2 separate regions of the Mus musculus genome follow, and region 1 is linked to region 2. Evidence: chromatin loops called from intact Hi-C (ENCODE). Cell type or tissue: left cerebral cortex. All regions are shown on one strand.

The links. Peaks named below come from ENCODE experiments on the same cell type or tissue, not always from the same donor. Only the 100,000 strongest peaks of a DNase experiment are listed, where the experiment ranks them.
Region 1: it touches region 2 in a loop (6-fold over the local background); 8 of 42 quality-filtered maps call a loop at or near these places.

Annotation. Positions count from the first base shown.
Region 1 is chr4:49,626,087-49,628,586 of GRCm38, reverse strand. No RefSeq gene overlaps it. Among named protein-coding and RNA genes, the nearest start is that of Gm45952, 4.6 kb to the left of the region's middle. In left cerebral cortex, a CTCF peak has its summit at 1,354 (motif pointing right); a DNase peak (open chromatin) is centred at 1,371.
Region 2 is chr4:48,770,047-48,772,546 of GRCm38, reverse strand. No RefSeq gene overlaps it. Among named protein-coding and RNA genes, the nearest start is that of Gm52718, 3.9 kb to the left of the region's middle. In left cerebral cortex, a CTCF peak has its summit at 960 (motif pointing left); DNase peaks (open chromatin) are centred at 476 and 971; H3K4me3 peaks cover 462 bases; H3K27ac peaks cover 325 bases.

The DNA.
Region 1 (2,500 bases), 860 kb before region 2:
TAGAGAGAGCCATTTCATTATGAAAATATAGAGCCAGTTCCATAGCTATTAGACAGAAAGGGTTAATGTCTGCACGATGGTTTCAGTTCCTACCTTTGGGTAGAGCCTCCATGCGTGGTGCTCATTTAGGAGGAGATTTTAAAACCCTCAAGCTCCCTTCTGGCATTCCTGGCCAGAGGATCAAAGGGTTTCTGCTTTCAAGTCCTTGTTCTGAGCTACCTACCTGTCTTGTCTCTGTCTCTTCCTTTCATCTGCTTTCTTCCACGAATCTTGTGTGAGGACCCAAACTAGCCTCTGTGTTTCTTAAGAATAAAGCCAGCAAAATGGGGTTAGAATCTGTAAGGGAGTCTCAGGAAGATGGAAAGAGATCAAAGCCACCTCCAACCTTAACTTCTGAGTGCCGGGAGGAAATACTGAGAGGAGAACAAGCCTTTCCTGAAAGTTTACGTTCTCACCCTGTGAGTGCCCTCCCCCCACATCCAGCTACGGAGGAAGTTATCCTTCTCAGAAGTCCTAGTAAGTCATCTGTCATCTTCACACATGGCAAGGCTTTCTACAGAAACACACACACACTCTCTCTCTCTCTCTCTCTCTCTCACACACACACACACACACCCCAAACACACACACACTCACACACAGGAAGATGGATGAGAAAAGAACAGCTTGGCTCATGAAGTCATGGGGCTTGGTTAGTTCAGATTTTGCAAACCAGGGAAATGGCTGCAGTTGGACTCCACTGGCAGAATCCTTGCCCACTAGACGGGAAAAGGTATCCACCGTTCTTCTTCCTTAACATTAAGGACTTCATCTGATTGGATGGTGCCTAGCAACTTTAATGATAATCTTTAAACCACCACTTTAAATGGTAACTTCATATGACTCCACTTATAAATGTCTCATCATTTTCATTAATGTTATAATTTAATAAATACCAATGTTTTCACTTATTGGGATTTTTAAAAATTGATTTTGATGCACGGCCTCACACTGTGCCCTGGAATGGACTGGAATTCACTATGTAACCTCAAACACCATGAGGATTACTTCAGACTTGTGTGTTAATCTCCTGAATGTTGAGATCATAGACATGAGTGACCATGCCTAGCTGTCTGTCTATGCGTTGAGCGTTTCATCATGTGCTTCAGGCTGACTACATAGCCTAGGTTGGTCTTGAATTTATGGCCCATTTACCTCAGCCTACAAAGTTCTGGTATTGCAAACATGTGCCACAATTCCTAGCTTGATTATATTTTTAAGGGAGAAGTCGGCTGAATTTCAAATAGTTTTTCCAAGTTAGTATTTGTTGAAAAAGAGCCCTATGTAACTTTGAATGTGTCTTTATTAATGGCACAATTCCGCCACAAGGTGGCAGCAGAACACGCTAGTCCCTATTTTACAGCTTGGGTGGCAACAAGGAACTGCTTCAGTCATCTCAGACACTGAGAAACCTGGACAGCTACTTAAGGTGCCTCAATGCTCTCAAGGAAAAAAAAAAAAACCTGAAACTTTGTATGGACTTTTGCTTGATTTTTTTCCCTAGTCTCTGCAAATGTTTTTTCCTGAACCACTGTTATTCTGTCTCCTCCATTACAGTCTTCCACAGAGTCTGCATTGAGTTTGATTGTGACCTCCATATCATTCTGAAAATTGCTTATTATTTTTTAGAAAAATTGTATAGTACCTAAAATGGCATCACCTACTATATAGAAATCCACCAGATCCGCCTTAGACTCAGAATGGTCAGGAGAAAGCTCTTAGGAAGTGGGAGTTGTGACTTTTGTGTTATGCTTCCTGTCGGGGCATATTTAAAAGGAACTGCTGAGCTGAGAACCCCTGTGTTGCCTAAAACAACAGAGAGAGGGGGAGGGGAGGAGCAGGGGGAGCAGCAGGAGGAAGAGGAGGAGGAGGAGGAGGAGGAGGAGGAGGAGGAGAGGAGGGAAAGAAGGAGCTGCGGAGCACAGTGGTATCCAGCCCCACTTGAGAGTACTCTGTAGAAGTCCAACCCCTCTTTCCTTAGCTTTCCCTAACTTACAGCCATTCAGCACACTCTTCTGTCTCCACACTGTCACTTCCCCCTCCCCAGATCACCAGGTCAACCATGCCTATGTTCAATGCTCACTGTGTGCTTATAGACAACTGTGTCTGCTAGAGCCAGGCCTCCTCTTCTTCCAGGAGAGAGAAGATAAGGAGTTTTTTGTTTTTTTTCCTCATTCACTTAAATCCCACACATGCCCACCTCCCGATCACTCCATCCCACAATCTTCCCCCACCATCCCACTTCCATTTCCCTCTGAGCAGGTGAGGGCTCTCCTGGATATCCCCACACCCTGGCACATCCTATCTATGAGGCTGGGCACATCCTCTCCTACTGAGGCCAGACAAGGCAGCCCAGCTAGAAGAACATATCCCACGTACAGGCAACAGGTTTTGGGAAGAGGCCCTGATCCAGTTGTTTGGGACCCACATGAAGGCCAAGCAACATACATACATAGCCTGT
Region 2 (2,500 bases):
TGCAGCATCTCCCAGGATCTTCCCTAGTCTTCAAGAACAGAAAATTGTAAGACATTCTGATGCAGGGTGGCAACATCTTAAGTAACCACTTTCCCTCTCTGTGTGGAAGTCTCAGCTTTCACTGCATCTAGAAAATGAAGAAAGGCATAAAACCAGCCAGAAGGAGGAGGGAAGCAGTGTGGAGTTATGAAGGGCAAGCCATTGCTACAACTAGAGGTCCGAGAAAGGAAAATAGCGGTGAGATGTATGGCCAAAGGCACTTAGAGAAAGGATTTGTGATTTTACCAAAGACCTCATGCTGCAGTGCTGATTCTCGCCTAAAAAACTGGAGGGAGATGGGCGCAGAATGAAGAGCTGTAGAAAGGGTTATAGTCTGTCAGATTTCTAAATTAAGACCGATTCTAAAGGCTACACAAGTAGTTTCCGCATCAGCCAAAACTATGCTTGCCTGCCTCTTCCAGTGGAACAGATCAAAGGCTGGATGCTGTTTGCGTATGCAAATCACCAGAGAAGCCTGGAAAGAGCTGGCGACACAGCCTTCCTGCAGCAAGAGACTTTTGCTTAATTGGTAAGGAGAGGTGTGGATATCTGCTAAGTCTTCTCCATCTGAAATGAGGCTCCCGGCATTGAAAGTGAGGAAGAGCACAGGCAACTGCTTCCTTAGTTTGGTTTTTTTTTTAAACTAAAATCTGAGTCAACGTTGGAAAATTGCCCCCAAATTGTCCGTAGCTCTTTTTCCTTTACTAGATTTTATTGAGCACATACAGCACAGACTTATTTCAGACCAGTATTTAGAGTTTCACACCATCTAGATATAGAAACTTCCTAACAGCTTGAAAATAAAGGAGAAACCGGTGTACAATAAGCCAAACCAACTCACTGAGCCCACTAAATGCTGTAACAAGGGCAAAGAGGGAGATAAATACCCTCGTGGGGAAAGCCTTAAATTTGCTGTCGGTAGGGCGCCCTCTGCTGTTTAAGAAAATATAGACACGGTGAAGAGGAGGCCTTGAAGACTCATTTCCAACAGTGACAAAAATCTAATCTTGAGATGAATTGGTCCCTCGTAAAACAACAGCTGGGCCTAACAGTCATAGAACAAAACAAAACAAAAAAGTACTCCTGCTCCATGGGCTTCATTCCAAAACAATCCCGAGATATGATTACGTACAATTGAAGCCACAGGATCATTACAGTGGCCCTGAAAGTAGTCTCCACCCCCTCCGCTTAGGTGTTATGCGCTCCTGTTTACTCTGGTCACGTGATCTGACGCTTTCGCCTTTGTCTTCTTTCAAAAGTGAGAGAAAGGAAGTCCTCTTACCTCAGACATAATAAAGATTTTGAGCTTGCTGCTGAACATAACAGCTCTGAATGCTTGCTTGCTTTCCTCGGAAATCATAAAACATTTAGGGACTCCTGGGGCAAGCTCATCATAAAATATTCAGCAGCATCTGTGTCATATTATTTACTGACAGAGTAGACCCAGAAAATATGTGCCTGAATTGCAGGCTGCCCTGCATCACGTGGACCATTAGGCTGTGCTGTGACTGGAAGGAACTAGTTTATGGTCCTTGGACTGTCTCTCTCCCTCTCTCCCTCTCTCCCTCTCTCCCTCTCTCCCTCTCTCCCTTTCTCCCTCTCTCCCTCCTCTCTCTCCCTCTCTCTCCTCCCTCCCCCCCTCTCTCTCCTCTCCCCCTCGTGTGTGCACACAGAAACACAGAAGTGTAATACCTAAGCAGAGAGGGTGGAGACTAATTTCAGAGCCACTGTGGCTTGAATTGGATGTAATCAATCCTGAAAACTGCGATTGATGTCTCTGGATTGTTTTGGAATGAAGCCCTTTCCAGATTGATCTATGAAGCGGGAGTACTTTTTTTATGACTGTTAAACCCAGCTGTTGGCTTATGAGGGACCAATTCATCTCAAGATTAGATTCTGTCAGTAAGAAGAGTGAATCTTTCTGCTCCCTGTCTATTCCTAACTGCATCTGTGCCCTGTTCCCCCTCCCTGTATGTGTGTGTGTGTGTGTGTGTGTGTGTGTGTGTGTGTGTGTATGTCTGTCTGCATGTCTGTCTGTCTGTCTTTGAGTATGTGTCTGTCTGTCTTAGAGTGTGTGTGTGTGTGTGTGTGTGTGTGTGTAAGTGTATGCATACACAAGTGTAAACACAGAAACAACATTTAAGCAAAGGGAGTGGGAGACTAATTTCAAACTCTATGTGTGTATATGTGTGTATTGATATGTATGTGCAATACACACACACTCAGGTGTCAACTGCTTTGTCCCCAAAACTGACAGAATGTCATAGAAAGATTTTTCAGGCAGTCCTTTAGAAAGTGCCTAGCCATCACCTTCTGTGTCAGGTCCTGGCTGGCCTCTGCCACAAGATAATACTAGTTCTGCAGCAGAGATTTTATATGAGATGGGCTGGGGATGGGGGGAGACTAGGTGGTCACTTGGCAATAAGTAGAGTCAGACACTAAAGTCCTGTCTAATCTAGTT